Linked DNA regions of Homo sapiens: region 2 is linked to region 1. A link is a loop called in an ENCODE intact Hi-C map of the cell type or tissue named here. Cell type or tissue: natural killer cell. All regions are shown on one strand.

Evidence for each region. Peaks named below come from ENCODE experiments on the same cell type or tissue, not always from the same donor. Only the 100,000 strongest peaks of a DNase experiment are listed, where the experiment ranks them.
Region 2: it touches region 1 in a loop (9-fold over the local background); 1 of 110 quality-filtered maps calls a loop at or near these places.

The regions. Positions count from the first base shown.
Region 1 is chr9:106,308,616-106,313,615 of GRCh38, reverse strand. All of the region lies in intron 3 of LOC107987108 (a long non-coding RNA gene), which reads right to left. LOC124902240 (a long non-coding RNA gene) reads right to left here and starts at 4,009. Exons shown (of 2, transcript XR_007061716.1): 1 at 3,127-4,009; 2 at 1-450. In natural killer cell, no CTCF peak of the experiment used is centred here; a DNase peak (open chromatin) is centred at 2,565; H3K4me3 peaks cover 460 bases; H3K27ac peaks cover 3,650 bases.
Region 2 is chr9:106,204,872-106,209,871 of GRCh38, reverse strand. The region is part of intron 3 of LOC107987108 (a long non-coding RNA gene); the gene reads right to left. Among named protein-coding and RNA genes, the nearest start is that of MIR8081, 390 kb to the left of the region's middle. In natural killer cell, no CTCF peak of the experiment used is centred here; no DNase peak of the experiment used is centred here; H3K27ac peaks cover 559 bases.

The DNA.
Region 1 (5,000 bases):
TAAATCTATAATTTGTAGCCTCTATAAGATCAAGCAGCAGCTAGTAATATGCACACTTAACAAATACATACTCATTTTCCAAGGACGCTATGGAGGAAATTCCTATGCTGGGTGGAAGACAGGACTAAAGTGATACAAATGTTGAATTGGAAAGCTCCTACCCACAGCAGTCCAGCCAAGAGGGTATTTATCTACCTTCTTAATAAGCACTTACAGTAACAGGACAAACATCGTCCCATCAGGCATCTCATTCAACTTTTAGAGCACCTTCATATTTGGAAAGAAATTTGTTATATTGAGCTAAAACCTACCTCTTCTTAGTACACAGTCTTTCCTCTGAAGCCATCAAAAACAGTTTTTTCCATCTTCAGTGTGAGTATGTCAAATGTTTTGAGATAGAGATCAAGCCTTTTACCATTTAAATATGCCATTTGCCATCATGCGAGGCAGCTGGAGAGAAAAGTGGTCACTGGGTTTAAGGAGCATCTCAGGCAGGGTTTTGCAGACTCTCTAACCACAGCCTGTCTGTTGATTGGCCATATCAGGTAGAAAGGAAGCCACAGGATATTACAAACCACCCAAATCTGCCCCTTCTCTAGAAATTCTCTTGCATACTTGTAAACTTTTGTCATTTTCTAGGGAGTATGAAGTAACACATTTGTAAAAGACTTGATTTTTGTGGGAAAAATCCTCCTATATATTTAATAGCTACAGGGATTATGATTCTATCTCACTTTTTTTCTGCCTCAGGTTCAAGTGCCTTTTTGTCAACTTTTTGGTATTCATCTCCAATCCCTTCTCATTCTTCATTTTCTCATTGTATAATTTCTTTCTTCCGTTTCAATAAGCCATTTGAGAGGTTCCCTCAAATCATTTTATCTTTGCCTCAAATATGGTAAGAAATTGGCATGGAACCTACCTGTAGTCAGGATGACCTCCAACAGGAAGAAGATCACAACAGGACAGTAAAACACCTCACCTTCTCTATGCCTCCTGATGACTGATAGGCCAGGGTTGGATTTTGCAGTGGACACAGTCCTGTTGTCTAATCCCAAGTACTCCTAACTGCTACCAAGGTGGGGACCCAGGTTTCCGGTTACTGCTAAGCCAATGCATCTATTACTTTGTCATCTCACTCTTAGTTGCCCAGGTATGAAATATAAGTCATTTCTATAGGTCTCTGCAGACCTAGTTCCAGATGCTCAGCAAGACATTTGTTTAGTCTCTGGATATTCTTCAATGGTGTCTGTAAACCACTCTCAGTCATACACTTCATGTTAACGGCATTTTATCAGTATTTTTATATACATTATGGAGATCCTTATAACACTTCTGTGATGTATACAGAATAGATATTATTAATAATTATCATTTTGCAGATGGAGGAGTCAAGGGTCTGAAACAATATGTTTTCCTGCACAGATTGTGAGTGTTAGAGCTAAGACTCCCATGCAGATCTTGGACCCAAAGTTTCAATTTAACTCACACTGTATTACTGATACTATTTATTCCTAAAAATAAACAGACAAAATAACCTACTATGGAAATTATGACTCTCTATGGAAATTATGAATCTCTAAGTACAAAGAGTTTTCACCTAAATTCTTCAATCTTGCCTTAAAAAAGCAGCTTCCTGAAGTATCCCTAGAATACTTTAATCCAAAGCTTGCTCTCTTCTCCTAAATCCAAGTTAAATCTGTTATCACTTCCACTTTGACTTTAAATTATATTAATTCATTCAATATTTTTTCCTTATACCAGAGAGCCAGACATTGGGAATTCAAGGTCAAGTAGGATATGGTCCTTGTTTTTGAAGAGTTTTACTGTGTAGTACAGGCAACAGGGAAATAAATCAGGAATTTCAACATGATTTTAAAATAGTATAAAAATAATAGTGTTTATAATAACAATGGCTAAGATCTATTGAGTACTTACTATGCGTCAGGTACCACTTAAACACTACGTATATGGTAAAAGAATTTTTACCATACACTGTATTATGATTTATATTTTCTTAAGAATACTCATTCCCTGCCCAATTTGTTTACAAATTTGTCAAAAACAAGAACTTTCCTGATTACCTTGTGTGTGTCCTCAAGTAAACCAAAATGAACCAGTTTGTGGTAGCAGCCTGAAGACTGTTAATAAACTAAACTGGGATGCAATTAAAAAAAAAATCCTAACTCGTTTTAATGGCAACTGTTGCCAAGAGACACTTTTATTATGAGAAACTGTTTTGTCTAGGTTGAGTAGAGATCATGAAAGGACAAATTTTAATGGCATTTGAACTGAATGATAGCTTTAAATGCACAAAAAGGTCAAAAATTGTTAAGATATAAAACATAACGTCTCACAGATCAAAAGTATATGTGAAGAATTAACCTTACAAGAGAGGGAGCAAAAGATAAAAGCAAGGAATTGGAGTATATGCCAGTCCTACCCAGGTTATGCCACTGCAATGATTAAAAATCTTAGTGGCTCAAAACAGTGCTTTTCAATCAGGAGCAATCTTCCCCATAGCCCTATTTGGCAATGTCTGAAGGCAGTTTTGGTTGTCACAACTGGGGAAGTGGGTGCTACTGACAACAAGTGAGAAACTGCCAAGGTTACTGCTCAACATCCTATACACAAAAGAGCTCTTTCACATCACTCCACCCCTGTATTAGTCTGTTTTCACACTGCTATAAAGAACTTCCCTGAGACTGGGTAATTTATAAAGAAAAGAATTGACTCACAGCTCCACATGGCTGGAGAGGCCTCAGGAAACTTACAATCATGGTGGAAGGGGAAGCAGGCATGTTTACATGGCAGCAGGCAAGAGAGAACGACAGTGCAGGAAAAACTGCCAGTTATAAAACCATCAGATCTCATGAGAATTTACTCGTTATCACAAGAACAGCATGGGTGAAACTGCCCACATAATCCAACTACTTCCATCCCTCCTCACATGGGGATTATGGGTCCCTCCTGCAACATGTGAGGATTACAATTCGAGATGAGATTTGGGTAGGGTCACAGAGTCAAACCACAGCAACGCCCTAAGAAAAAATTATCCAGCCCTAAATATGACTAGCTGGATTGAGACTGAGAAACTCTAAATTAAGATAACCAAGGGTTAATACTCACTCATACAACATGTCCACTGTGGATCATTCAGCTTAGAGCTTTGCTCTAGTGTCATCATCATCCTCACAACTCAGGATAACAGGGCAACATGACTGAGAAGAGAGACAGCTGTGGAGTATCTCGCAGTGGCAACTAAATGATCCAGTTCTGAAGTAACATGAATTATGACTTCCACTCAAACTCATTGGCTAGAACTAGTCCTGTGGTCCCACCCAAGCAAAAAGGAGCAAGAGAGTACAATTCTACTATGTGCCCCCCAAATGGGAGAGCTGATATGTATGATGAATAGCACAGATGAATGGTTTGAGGTATGGAGGCAGGGAATAAGAAAAATAATGAGCAGAACTGTTGCTGCTCTAATGACATTCCGAAGTTCTGAACTCAATGGTTTCACTTTGAGAATATCTTCAAACAAAAGGACAAATATTCACAACCAGTGTGGTTCAGGGACTTTTCAGCTGAAAATGGTTAGAAACAATGCCCATTTCACAATGTTATTAACATGTAAAAGCAATCATCATGGTGCTTAATTGCTAAGAAATACTCTTTAAACCCTTGTCCCTCCTCCTTTCTTTACAGAGTAGATTAACAGCAATAGCATAGCTAAAGAATGAACTTATAAAAAATGGGCTATTTGTTTTCCATTATGTAAGAGAGAAAAATATAAGTGTATATTTAACATATGATACTGGAGAACTTCCCCCTTTCTTGCAAGAATTGCATCAATTACCTTATGGATTTAAAAACTCAACCATCTCTCCTCACTTCTTTCTCCAAACTTTTGTTACATGGAGTTGTAAAAATTGGAAATTAGTTCATGTGGTTTCCTTAATTAAATCTTTTAATGACTTCCCATGACCCTCAATTTAAAACCCTAACTCCTCACCTTTATGATTGTTTTTTTTTTTTTTTTTTTTTTTTTTTGAGACAGAGTTTCACTCTTGTTGCCCAGGCTGGAGTGCAATGGTGCGATCTCTGCTCACCGCAACCTCTGCCTTCCGGGTTCAAGTGATTCTCCTGCCTCCGCCTTCCAAGTAGCTGGGATTACAGGCATGTGCCACCATGCCCGGCTAATTTTGTATTTTTAGTAGAGACAGGGTTTCTCCATGTTAATCAGGCTGATCTCGAACTCCCGACCTCAGGTGATCCACCTGCCTCGGCCTCCCAAAGTGCTGGGATTTCAGGCGTGAGCCACTGCGCCTGGCCTATGATTTCATTTCTTACTTCTCCATTTCTCATGTTTTTCTCTGTGGCCCAACCACTGACATTTTTCTGAACACAACGTTAATCTCTCAAGCTTCATGCCTTATTGCAAGCTGACTTCCTCTTTCCTCTGGCCTTGGCAAACCATACTTTGGCCTTAAAAAGTGCCAGCCATAACTCTCGTCAGGAATACTTTCCCTGAGTTTTCTCACCCCTATATTCATTTCTGTGATAATATTTATATATTACTTGACTGTTTATGTATCTGACTGTTTTATGTAAACTGCTTCTAACGGGGCCACATTTCCTGTCAACATCCATACAGCCTAGTACAGGGCCTGACATAGAACGGTATCTCAGTAAATGTTTTCTGAATCAATTATTAAAATATAAATTTTATTTTGCTACGTCTTCATAATGATCATTTTAATAACTTTATATTATTTAGTCAAGGAATATCCAACTGTAAAAAATTAAGATACCATTTTACTTTAATAAATTAGAAAAGAAAATCATATAAAGAAAAAATATCAAATACATAGATTATTTTTCTACAGCACTATAGAAAAACAAAATTGTTGCCTTCCTTTATTAGATGTAGCTCTTAGGAAGGGATTGAATGGAGGTGTGAATGACTGAATAAGGTTAAATAAATGGGCAAAAAAATGGTT
Region 2 (5,000 bases), 100 kb after region 1:
ACAAAAGCTGGAAGACATAAATGGAGAAACAAGACTGGATAAAGGAAATGTGGCACATATACACCATGGAATACTATGCAGCCATTAAAAAAGGATGAGTTCATGTCTTTTGCAGAGACACAGATTAAGGTGGAAACCATCATTCTCAGCCAACTAACACAAGAACAGAAAACCAAACACCGCATGTTCTCACTCATAAGTGGGAGTTGAACAATGAGAACACATGGACACAAGGAGAGGAATATCACACACCAGAGCCTGTCGGGGGGTGGGGGGCTAGGGGAGGGATAGCATTAGGAGAAATATCTAATGTAGATGATGGGTTGATGGGTGCAGCAAACCTGCAGCAAACCACTATGGCACAATGTAACAAACCTGCACATTCTGCACATGTATCCCAGAACTTAAAGTATAATTTAAAAAAAAAAAAAAGGAGAAACAGAAATATACTCATACGAAGAGATTTTAAAATTTTTTCTCTGCCAAAGCAAATAAAATAAGGATAGTGAAGACCTAAAATGTAATAAATAAGATATGTTTCATTGATTTATATAGGAATCTATTATATGAAAAAATAGCAGGTATCTTTTTTAAGCGTCCATATAACATTCACAAAATTATTAATCAACTAGACCACACAGGAAACCTGAATGAATTAGCAATAGTAGGAAACTATTTCAACCTGGTAAAGGTTATTATGGACATAAAAAAAATCCATAACTAGGTGGGATGTGGTGGCTCATGCCTATAATCCCGGCACTTGTGGAGGCCGAGGCGGGCGGATCACGAGGTCAGGAGGTCGAAACCATCCTGGCTAACATGGTGAAACCCCGTCTCAACTAAAAATACAAAAAATTAGGCGAGTGCCTGTAGCTCCAGCTACTCGGGAGGCTGAGGCAGGAGAATGGCATGAACCCGGGGGGGCAGAGCTTGCAGTGAGCCGAGATAGTGCCACTGCACTCCAACCTGGGCGACAGAGTGAGACTCTGTCTCAAAAAAAAAAAAAAAAAAAATCCATAACTAATATCATACATGTGATAGCGAAAAACGGAAAGCTTTTCCTTTAACATCAGGAACGAGACAAAAATGTCCATGCTGGCCATTTACATTTAACATTGAAATGGAGATCTCGCCAAGGGCAATTATGCAAGAAAAAGAGCTAAAAAACATTCAAGTTAGAAAAGAAACGTTAAAATCTCCATTTTCAGATGATAACTATTTTATATATTAAAAAATCCTAAGAAATTCACCTAAACTGTTAGAACTAACAAACAAGTAAAGCAAGGTGTTAAGGTATGAGATCAACATGTAAAAATTAATTCCATTTCCAATAAACCAGCAATAAACAATCCAAATGAAATTAAGAAAGCAATTTCACTTACACTAGTATGAAAAAGTAAAATTCTTAGATATAAACTTAACAAGAAGTACAAAACTTGTACTACAAAAAAAATTAACTAAATTAAAGACTTAAATGGAAAGATGTTTCATGTTTACAGATTGAAAGACTTTATGTTGCATTGATATGGCACTATTCCCCCAGACTCCCCTGTAGGTTCAGCACAATCTCTGTCAAATCCTTAGTAGGCTGTTTTGAAGAAGTTGACAAGCTGATCCCAATATTCATATGGAAATTCAAGGGACTCAGAAGAGTCAAAACAGTATTGTAAAAGAAGAACAAAGTTTGAAGACTGACACAACCTGATTTCAAAATTTACTACAAAGCTATAGCTAATCAATACTTTATCATACTGTATTATTGCTGTAGTTAATCAATAGTATGGTAGTGGCACAAGGATAGACAAGTCATTGGAATAGAATGAGAATTCACAAATAAACTAATACAACTATATCAACTGAATGAAGTTGGACCTCCTCATTACACTATACACAAAAATTAACTCAAAATGCATCATAGACCTAAATATGAGTCAAAGTTATAAAACTCTTAGCAGAAAGTGTTGAGTAAATTTTTGTGACCTTGGGTTAGGCAAAGCCTTCTTAAATTTAACACCAAAAGCACAGATGATCCTCTACCCTCCAAAAAATGGTAAATTAGACTTCTTCAACATTGAAAACTTTTGGGCTTCAAAGGACACCATAAAGAAAATGAAAATCAACCCATAGAATATAAGAAAATATTTGCAAATAATAAGTCTGATAAAGAAATTGTTTCTAGAATATATGTATACACTTTCAAGAGACAAATCATCCAAATAAAAAACGGGCAAAGGATTTGAACAGACATTTTTCCAAAGAGATATGCAAATGACAAGTAAAGCTGTTTAACATCATTAGCTATCAAAGGGAAATGCAAATCAAACCACAATGAGGTATCACTTCACACCACTAAGGTGGCTATAATAAGACACAAAGACAGTAATAACTATTGGCAAGCATGTGAAGAAACTGGAACACTCACACATTGCTTGTGAGAATTTAAAATGGCACACCCACACTGGAAAACAGTTTGGTAGCTCCTCAAGATGTTAAACACAGAATTACCATATAACCTAGTAATTCCACTCCTAGGTATCTACCAAAAAGAAATGAAAACATATATTCACACAAAGACTTGTACACAAATGTTCATAGCAGCATTATTCATAATAGCCACCAACAGAAAACAATGCAAATGCCCCCCAACTGAAGAAAAGATAAATAATATGTGGCATATGAATACAGTAGAATATTATTCAGCAATAAAAAGGAATGATGTACTTATGAAAAGGAAAGATGTACTTATACATCGTACGATATGGAAGAATCCTGAAAACTTGATGCTAACTGATAGAAGCCAGTCACAAAGACCACACACATACTGAATAATTCCAAAATATCCAGAACAGGCAAATTTATAAGGCAGAACATAGATTGGTGGTTACCCAGACGGGAGTGGAGAAGGTTGGGAGGAAATTGTAAGTGACGGTTTAAGTATGAGGTTTCCTTTTGCAATAATAAAAATGTTGTAATTGGTCGGCATGGTGGCTCACGCCTGTAATCCCAGCACTTTGGGAGGGCGAGGCGGGCGGATCACGAGGTCAGGAGATCAAGACCATTCTGGCTAACACGGTGAAACCCCGTCTCTACTAAAAATACAAAAAAAAAAAAAAAAAAAAAAATTAGCAGGGCGTTGTGGTAGGGGCCTGTAGTCCCAGCTGCTCGGGAGGCTGAGGCAGGAGAATGGTGTGAACTGGAAGGCGGAGCTTGCAGTGAGCCCAGACGGCACCACTGCACTCCAGCCTGGGTCTCAAAAAAAAAAAAAAGTTGTAATTATAGTGATGATCGCACAACTCTCTGAGTATATGAAAAACCCTTCCACTAGTTACTTTACATGGATAGATTATATGATGTGCTAATTAGATCTTAATAAAACCATTTAAAAAGATAAACTATTAATTTCATTTTTAGAAGCAAGATAGAGAAAAGCACAAGTATATAAATGGAAAATTACAATGAGGAATTCACCACCTAAAGAAAAATGTAAAAGATCATAATAGGCTATTTTGTTTGACTATACACATTAACTTGAAAACCTGACTCAAATAGATAATTTTCTAGGAAAATGAATTACAAAAAAGCCAAGAAATAGTGGAAAATCAAAACAAATGAATGATCACATGAAACACAGGCAAATCTGTCAAAGAATTACTTGACCCCCTTTCACTACAGAGGATCAAATTAAGTCTTTCAGTTGAATTCCACCAAACTTTTTAAAAATATATTTCAAATACTCTGTAAGCATTTCTGGAGTTAAGAAAATATAAGCAATTTTAAATTCTCTTTTATGGAAAGAGAAAATATTAATCAGAAAAACGTTAATACTAAAATCTAACAATGATAGCACTAACTTCTCTTATGAGTCTTTATTTTAAAAAATCTAAATAATATATAAGCAAACAAAAACCAGAAGCCCATGAATACAAAATACACCACAACAAAATTGGGTTTATACCAAAGATAGTCCAATATTATGAAATATAACTCATTATATTAAAAGATTAAAGGAAAAATATCACATGGTTATCTTCTTTGAAGCATGAAAAGTCATTTAACAAAATCCGACATCTATCTATAATTATTAATACTTTAAATAAAAATCAGTTGGTACTTATCTGACATGATGAGTGAAAGAAAGAGAGAGAGAGAGACCATCAGACTTACAAATAAAACACTGAAACCTTTCCTATCCAAGACAGAAATGACAAGGATTAGAGAATGCTGTCAGTTGGATGAATATAAAATTAATATCATGTCAGATTCACACAACAAGTTAGTAAATATAACACAAGAGAAGATACTACTTACAATGGCAAAAATAACTACAAAAATAGAATATACAGAAAGAAAAAACTAGATATATCTAACATTTAGGCAACTTTAAAACTTTCTGTGGAACCCAGGAGAAGGCTTGAATAAAGGGAAGGAATACTTTAACTCAGACAGGAAGATAGAATATTGGAAATGTATCAGTTCTCTCTAAACTAATTTATAAATTTTACCTGCTCCTAAAAAAAAAATCAATAGAAGTTTTAGGTTTAGAATTAGACAAAAAAAAAATTTGCAAAATCAGCATGCAAGAATATATTAAAAAATTTAAAGGACTATTAATAAAGCAGTACTACCCCTAACAGATACTAGAACGCATTTAAAACTAGCATTATTAAATCATATATATATAAAAATTATGTGTGTGTGTGTGTATGTGTGTGCGAATTTAGTACATGTTGAGATAGTCGTGGGGAAAGGAAGGATTGCTCAAAAAATGAGTAATCTTCTAGAAAATGTAAAGATTCTCACCACATATTACATAGAGTCCTACAAAAAATGCATTACAGATAAGCAAATGGCTTAAATGAAAAACTGAAACCTCAAAATTCTACAAAGAAAACATGGAATTACTTTGTAATATTAGAGTGAGTAGGAATATTATCAGTATGACATGAAACTAAGAAATCATAAAAGATTATTATATCTTTCAAATTTTCATGCATAATAAA